2 separate regions of the Homo sapiens genome follow, and region 1 is linked to region 2. A link is an interaction called in ENCODE POLR2A ChIA-PET data of the cell type or tissue named here. Cell type or tissue: Panc1. All regions are shown on one strand. Each heading gives the region's core, and the rest is flanking DNA. Links, peaks and the distances in the headings are about the cores only. Region 1 overlaps DISP1 (dispatched RND transporter family member 1). Region 2 overlaps DISP1 (dispatched RND transporter family member 1).

The links. Peaks named below come from ENCODE experiments on the same cell type or tissue, not always from the same donor. Only the 100,000 strongest peaks of a DNase experiment are listed, where the experiment ranks them.
Region 1: POLR2A ChIA-PET joins it to region 2 with 5 read pairs; 3 of 35 experiments call an interaction of 5 or more read pairs at or near these places.

What each region holds. Positions count from the first base shown.
Region 1 is chr1:222,913,564-222,917,965 of GRCh38, forward strand. The region is part of intron 1 of DISP1 (dispatched RND transporter family member 1); the gene reads left to right. Among named protein-coding and RNA genes, the nearest start is that of DISP1, 100 kb to the left of the region's middle. In Panc1, for the core only: no CTCF peak of the experiment used is centred there; a DNase peak (open chromatin) is centred at 1,844.
Region 2 is chr1:222,854,399-222,858,800 of GRCh38, forward strand. The region is part of intron 1 of DISP1 (dispatched RND transporter family member 1); the gene reads left to right. Among named protein-coding and RNA genes, the nearest start is that of DISP1, 42 kb to the left of the region's middle. In Panc1, for the core only: no CTCF peak of the experiment used is centred there; no DNase peak of the experiment used is centred there.

The sequences.
Region 1 (4,402 bases), core at 221-4,220, 59 kb after region 2:
TTTTGTCTTTAAAAAAAGTTGCAAGGTACTAGCACTAAACATTCAGTAAAGGAGTAGATAAGGCTGGGCATGGTGTCCCACGCTTGTAATACCAGTACTTTGGGAGGCCAAGATGGGAGGATCTCTTGAGACTAGGAGTTTGAGATAAGCCTCAGTAACATAGCAAGACTACATCTCTACAAAAAAAAGAAAAAAAAAAGGAGTGAATAAAATAGGAACCTCTAAATAGTATTTATCTTTGCAATAGCTTTTATAAAATTTGAGATTCAAACTCCTTGTTTGATACACTCTAAATCCAAGTGGGGGTAACTTGTTTTAATTCCAAATTTGTACTTAAGTGTGGGAATAGCTCATCTTTTTCAAATACATTCTAAATAAAAAAAAAAATGGGTAGGATCTGCTTATATAACTCATACTGTTATATGTGTTTTTTTGGTTGTTTTTTTTTTTTTTTTAACCCAAGCTTACATAGGTTTTCTCTAATGCTAGGTGATCTGAAGGAAATCATTAAAATCTTTGGGTTGTTTGAAATTCCTTGCCTCTCTATTTGAAGTTAGTCTGGATCAAAGGGACCAGGATTTAAGTTTTTAAAAGAAACTTTGTCAAAATAAAAACTCCTTTAGGGAGACTTATGCAAATACTCAGTTGGACTTTTCAAATATAGTACTTAAATCCAGAAATAAATGTGTATTACTATATACAAATTTAATTGCCTTCCAAAATATATTACACCAAAGGGATATTCATTTTATGCTTTGAAGTTGGGTTCAGAAAAAATTTTTTTGTGTGACCTGGTGATGTCTGTACATTGTTATTAATTTGGATTATAAGTTTTCTTTGGAACAGTTCAAGGGGCTTTGTCTTTAGAAACAAGATGATGTGTTACCAGGACCTTACCTCCTTTTTCATTCTTCTTGCCTCCCTCTTTCTTTCACTCATCCTCTTGAAAAGGTTATAGTCATTTATCACTGTGAGAATAGGCACTGCAAATACTATTATGAATATGAGACCATTATCCTTCCCTTCCTCCTCCCATCCCCAGAGATATGGTGAGAGATCTTGTAAAACTTAGTTTTTGGCAATGTCAAAAGGTGTAAATAAGTTAAGATCATAGGCCAGGTGTGGTGGCTCACACCTATAATCCCAGCAATCTGAGAGGCCAAGGCAGGAGGATCTCTTGAGCCCAAGAAGTTCGAGACCAGCCTGGGCAACACAGCATGACCTCATCTCTACTAAAAATTAAAATTAAAATAATTAGCCGGGGACGGTAGCCTGCCCCTGTAGTACCAGGTATTCAGGAAGCTGAGGCAGGAGGATTGGTTGAGCCCAGGAGTTTGAGGCTGCAGTGAGCCATGATTGTACCACTGCAGTCCAGCTTGGTTGTCAGAGCAAGACTCTGTCATTCATTCATTCATTAAAAAGGAAGGAAGGAAAGGGAAAAAAAGATCATAATAACAATGACTGAGCATTTTTCATATGCTCCTGGCTTTCTAAAATCTGAGTTCAGCTGTGGTTGTCCTGGACACTGTCTGAGTCGCTGTTGTCAGTGTATCAGTATCAACAGGAACCATCATTGCAAATACAGTCAGAGATTGGGAAAAGCAATTGTTTCCAAAAGTTATGCTTCTTTGATCTAAATAAATGGTACATTTTAGCTTTATGCAAGATTAGGGATTATTTTAGAGATTTATGACAATTCCATTTGTTCCTATATAGGGGATCTGAGCTTGACGCTTGATGCTGGATTTGACTAACTCCCTGCAAAGCCAGCAGGGTGTAGATGTGTATTACCAAGGCATTACACTTGGCAAAGGAAGGAATGAATGCTGCATTGCCTAATATCCCATAGGGATGGGAAGGAGGAGTGTATAACATTCCTTCAGTGTGATTGAGGGCTGTGTAGACTGTATGAGTAAGACAATGTGACTTGAAGATATTAAGTAGAGTCCATACTTAGGTCATTAGAATTCTTGGTCATTGACCTAGATATCAGGAAAGCAAATAGTGTTGGGTGATTAACCAGGGCAGATGCCTTAATTTAGGAATGCAACAAATAACTTACTAGTTTTCATTTTTCCAGCTCCTCAACCTTTTCTTTCATCTTTCATTCTCTTGTTAGTATTAGGCATGGTCGGTGACAGATCTTTGCCAAGGTCTAATACTGAATATTACTAACAGCATGGTGATAAATGTCTCTTCTGTTTCTTTTTAAGGCACAGGTTATCTTGTTGCTAACATAACTCAGAACTCTGATACCATGACCTGCTTAGTAAATAAAATACTTTCCTGCTATCAATAATTGTGTACGCTTACTTTTTGTTGTTATTGTTGCTTTGTAACCAAAGTATTAGAATGCCCATCTCCTTTGCTGTTTCTTTGCAAATTCAGTGCCTGAACCAATACTTATAACCTATTTGTCATGGCAATTTTCATTATAAGATTAGGTAGTGAGTTGTTGTATAGAAATAGAAATATGAGAATTCACTTTAAATATTTACCCTCTTCATTTTTGTCAAAAGTGTAATGATCCTGGCTTGAGTACCTGGAACAGGTTAACCTGTGGATTTTTCTTCTCTAAAATATTTAAGGTTAAAGGTGCCTCTGATGACTGCTACAGGTTTTATCTAGCCCCAGTTACAGCATTCTGAGTCTTTTGGGTGTGCCCCAACATAGTAGCATACTTTATGGCAAATATATGGTCGCTTGATATGAGCATTGGGACAGCTCTCTTCTTGTGTTTACACTTCACAATACGAACTGGAGCATTTGCTGATCCACACCCAGGAGGTTCATTCTGGCTAACAGCCCAGTAAAGTCTACCATTTGGGATGGTAATGGTCAGCTAGGACTTGCCTAGGCTTTCAGCATTGGAGTTTGCAATAAATATGCGAAAGATACCTTGGTCTTGAAGAGCCTGACTGTGGAGCATGCCAATCAATTGTAATGAGTTTTGTTTCAGTGTTTTTGAAATGGCATTTGCTGAGCTTAGTGACATGCTGTCCTTAAATATGTTAGGATACCCTTTTGCCTTCTATGACTTAATTGTAGTTTCTAATGTATGTCATTTATAAATATATTCTTTCAGCCAGGCCTAAGTTTTGAGCCTAACAACACGTCTGTGTTGGTATATTTTCAAGAGTTTTTTAAGAGACCTAAGTAAAATATTCTAGCATATTTCTTATACTCTTAAATTCTGATATAAATAAATATCCTTACTCCTGCCCATTTGTCATTACCTTATTTCTTATCTTTTCACAACCATCTTGCAGAATTTTATTGTTTCAGGCTGAAAGAGTGAGGGTTGTGATCAACTCAGTATACCATTGGAGGTTATAAGAGTAAACAGCAAACTGTTCTCATAAATGCAGAATGTTGGCAAACTGACAAACTGCATCTGCCGCCCAGAAGGAATGCTGAGGGAATTCACGCCCCAAGCGCAGTGTTTCTTGTGATTAGGCACATTTGAAGCCTGTTAGCAATAATGTGAACCTGTGATCAATCAAGCAGCTGACCAATCGTTATCTGCTTCTCTCTGCTCCTTCTACCCAGTAAATATGAAGGGCTGTAGAAGCTGAGGGCTGCTGCCTTTGCTCACTAGAAGCAAGGAGCTCTCTTCTTCTTCCCCGGACTTCTTCTTTAAAACAGTTTCTTTTAAGTTTTCATTTCTGCATTTGTCCCCCCTTCATTCAGTCCTGTGGTAACCGTAGTAACTGTGGCAAACTGCGGCAAGTGGCACCCAAACAGGGGCGAACAGGGACAGATAGAGACTAGCAGAGACTTGCAGGGACAGGGAGGGACAGACAGGGACAGATAGGGTCCTATAGGGACTTGAATGAGGAAGGTATGCTGGAACAGAGAAAGTGAGACTGACCAGACGAACAAGAAACCCCTTTACAAGTCTGCCAGCAGCAATATAAGGTCAGTGCCCTAAAGAGGTAAAGAGAATGGGAAGTTTTTGAATCAGGGTAACATGGGGAAGAATTTGGCTATTTCTTTTCTCTTTTCTGTTTGGAATTTGGTTCATATTGTCCTTTTGTCATTATTTCAAAATTCGAGAGAATTTTTTGCACCACCCACAGCACCTATCAAGGGTGGTGAACAGAAGAGGGAGGATGAAAATTGCCTTGTACGGTCTTCTTTTATGGCTACAGGAAGGCTAACTTTAACTTTGGCTTTTGAGATTGCAAACGTGGACTGTAAATGTGCACTGGCACCTGTGAGATGTACAAAAAACTTGGGAGGTTTTCTCAGAGCTTGTCAAGATATGGGAACTGAGCTTCATTGCTCTACAATGTTGGTTCAAGCAATGGCCTATTTGGTAGTTGATCCAAGGGGACTAAAGTGGGAAAATGTCATAAGTGTAGAAAAATTGGACATTTCAAAAAAGAATGCTGTCAGACCT
Region 2 (4,402 bases), core at 121-4,120:
CATGCTTATAAAACCATCAGATCTTGTGAGACTCACTCTTTATCACGAGAACATCATGGGGGAAACTGCCCCCATGATCCAATTACTTCCACCTGGTCCCACCCTTGAAACATGGAGATTATTACAATTCAAGGTGAGATTTGGGTGGGGACACATAGCCAAACCATATCATTAGGATGCTTGAGTCACTGTTTTGGAGATAGTTCTGAATTCTGGGCACTAAGGAATACCGTTTGGACACTGATCCTTTTATGTTAAAGATGGTGAACTGGTGAGTTGCAGTGTTCTCCTTTCAGTTTGTTAATTGGGAATCCTATAGTTGAGCCTAAATTTTCAGTGTTTTGCTTTTTTTTTTTTAATCATAAATGGCAAATATTACGCCTACCCAGAATACGGTGCTTTGAAACCCAAATGTTAAGGAGATAAATGGGTATACCTAACTGCTTGGGATGAACAAGATTTTGGGGAATAGGAGGATGGCTTCTTTAGAGACCTAACAGTTATTTGTGTGGCCTGGAAAAGTGGGATAGCTCATTCTGAATCATTTTCAAACTTGTCCAGAGAGCTCTGGGGCTCCTCAGAGGAACCTCAGTACTACTAGTGGGAATAGGGTTGCCAAGAAGGGCAGGGGTCTTATCCCCACATCCTTTAACTAAGGAACTTCTACTAGACACAAAGGAAAACAAAGAACTTTGAATATAATAAATTAGCTTTTGCTTCTTTGTCATAGAATCTTCCTGAGTTACTGTTTGTGTACCAACTCTTGAGGGTTCCATCATGTATGATGAGGAGCCACATCAAGACCTTTCACCTGTGCTCTCTTATTCTTTTCTTCTGCCATTCCCTCTGCCCCTCTCACACAAACCTTTTTGTAGAAAGGAAAGCAGGGACAAATAACACTTGAGTTCCAGGCGTTGGGAACTAGTTAAGATCTGTTAGAAAAGAAAGATTTAAACAATTTTTGAAAGCCCTGAAAATTATCTTCCTAAATCTTTTACCTAAATGGAAATTTGTATTATCTTCATTAGGAAGAATATATATGGAAGTAATCAACAAACTGAACTAGTTAGAAAGCAGTGTATTTTAGCCAATAATGAGCCTTAACCTTTGCAGGGTTAGCACATGGAAATCGTTATTATATACTAGCAGATACAGCTATGCCACCATACTTCTTAAGTCAAGGACCAATTCTTCATTATACCAGCGTGTTCTGATTTTCACAGTTAATCTTATTTGGTTGCTAAATGCCTTACGTACCTAATGAAATGAAATTTGGGAATTGACTAGCTTAATTTTGCAGTGTGAAGTGGTTCCCTTCTCTTTATTTTAAAACATTTTTTCTCCCAAAATTTTGAAGATATTTTGACTAATTCAAATTTCATATAATTTTAAGAGTACTATAATTTATAAGCTATAGAGGTGTGTGATTTGAATGCTTCCTATCTAATGCGACTGGAATTTTTCTCCAATTATAAGAGAGACAAGACCATCATTCTCCAGTTTCAAAAAAAAAAAAAAATGCAGCTGCTTGCAAGAGGAGAGCTAAACTAACAGAACATTTAATATTTTGAAAAATATGTCCTGGGGGAAAAGATTCTTCTGTTTAAAAAGATATTAAATTATTTGGCTTGGCAGCTCCAGGGTGTGAATATTTTGAGCTCCATCACTATCATTTATTTTTTATCGAGTTCAAATGGAAAAATTGAGAACTTTATTTTGACATGTAGTCCTTTATTAGATATATAAACCTTTAGCTGCAAGGGACTACATGTTACTGTGAATTACATAGGCACATTCTACTTTTAGTGGATCAGTGTTTAATTTTCAAAATTCTCAGCAAATAGCACAGCTGCAGCCAAAAATTCCTGTAGCCCAGATGAAACTAATAGTTCCAGGCTGTGTTGCTGTCATTCATTACTAATCCAGGTATGAGTGCTTACTGTTTTTAATTTTCCTTTTCCGAACTTGAAGGCAGTGTTTGTCTTTTCCCACAAGAAGTCAGTGATAATGTGCCTGAGATTCCAGCAACTGGAGATAGTTGGCCTTTTCCACACTGACACAACTAGACTTTCTTTTAGGGCTAGTATAGATAGCAGTTTGATGATAAACAAAAAACAGTGGGAGACAGGCACATAGTAGGGTATTAAGGAAAAACAAGAATGTATTAGGGATTTGAACCTAATTTTTGGAAGTTGGTGTCATGGAAAGCATCTGCTGCCTACCATACGATATCCATTGATGGCATGTGCCATTTGGGCAAGAATATTGAGTTAACTGGACAATATGTTTTTATGTTTATTATAATTCGTTTTTTTTTTTTTTTTGAGATGGAGTCTCACTCTGTCACTCAGGCTGGAGTGCAGTGGCTCAATCTTGGCTCACTGCAACCTCTGCCTTCTGTTTCAAGCAGTCCTCCTGCCTCAGCCTCCCGAGTAGCAGGGATTACAGGTGCATGCCACCATGCCTGGCTACTTTTTGTATTTTAAGTAGAGATGGGGTTTCACCATGTTGGCCAGGCTAGTCCTGAACTCCTGACCTCATGTGATCTGCCTGCCTCGGCCTCCCAAAGAGCTGGGATTACAGGTGTGAGCCACTGTGCCCATCCTCTTATAATTATTATTAGTAATAGAACTTTCAGAAACATTCAAAATATTATCACCAATTATTCTCTTCAAATCCGACCAGAATGGATTCATTTTGCATTTTAAAATGTCTTAATTGACACTTAAAAACTGTGAATTTCAGCTAGTCAGGAGGCTGAGGTGGGAGGATCCCTTAAGCCTAGAGTTTGAGGCTGTAGTATACCATGATTACATCTGTAAATAGCTACTGCATTGCAGCCTGGGCAACATAGTGAGACTACATATCTAAAAAAAAGAAAAAGAAAAAAACTGTGATATAGAATGAAGAATAAAGATTGTAGACTTTGGAATTGGACAAAAGTTGGAAGCATTCCCCTTGAAATCTGGCACAAGACAAGGATGCTATCTCTCACCACTCCTATTCAACATAGTATTGGAAGTTCTGGCCAGGACAATCAAGCAAGAGAAAGAAAGAAAGCATAGTCAAATAGGAAGAGAGGAAATCCAACTATCTCTGTTTGCAGATGACATGATCCTATATCTAGAAAACCCCATTGTCTCAGCCCAAAAGCTTCTTAAGCTGATAAGCAACTTCAGCAAAGTCTTAAGATACAAAAATCAGTGTGCAAAAATCACAAGCATTTCTACACACCAACAACAGACAAGCAGAGAGCCAAATCATGAATGAACTCCCATTCACAATTGCTACAAAGAGAATAAAATACCTAGGAATACAGCTAACAAGGGAAGTAAAGGACCTCTTCAAGGAGAACTACAAACCACTGCTCAAGGAAATCAGAGGACACAAACAAATGGAAGAACATTCCATGCATATGGATAGGAAGAATCAATATCGTGAAAATGGCCATACTGCCTAAAGTAATTTATAGATTCAATGCTATTCCCATTAAACAACCATTGATATTCTTCACAGAATTAGAAGAAACTATTTAAAAATTTGTATGGAACCAAAAAAGAGGTCATGTAGCCAAGACAGACCTAAGCAAAAAGGACAAAGCTGGAAGCATCTGTTACCAGACTTCAGACTTCAAACTATACTATAAGGCTATAGTAACCAAAACAGCATGGCACCAGTACAAAAACAGACACATAGACCAGTGGAACAGAATACAGAACTCAGAAATAAGACTACACATCTACAACCATCTGATCTTCCACAGACCTGATAAAAACAAGCAATGGGGAAAGGATTCCCTATTTAATAAATGGTGCTGGAATTACTATTATCTATAGTATCTATACTAGCCCTAAAAGAAAGTCTAGTTGTGTTTCATATGCAGAAAATTGAAAGTGGACCCCTTCCTTATACCTTATACAAAAAATTAACTCAAGATGTATCAAAGACTTAAATATAAAACCAAAAGCCATAACAACCATAGAAGAAAATCTAGGCAATACCATTCAGGACATAGGCACAGGCAAAGATCCCATGATGAAATCACCAAAAGTAATTGCAACAAAAGCAAAAATTGACAAATGGGATCTAGTTAAACTAAAGAGCTTTTGCACAGCAAAAGAAAGTATCATCAGAGTGAACAGGCAACCTGTAGAATGGGAAAAAATTTTTGCACTCTATCCATCTGATAAAGGTCTAATATCCAGAATCTACCAGGAACTTAAACAAATTTACAGGAAAAAAAGAAACAGCCCCATTAAAAAGTGGGCAAAGGACATGAACAGACACTTCTCAAAAGGAGACATTCATGCAGCCAACAAACTTTTTAAAAAAAAGCTTAATATCACTGATCATTAGAGGAATGCAAATCAAAACCACAATGAGATACCATCTAACACAATTC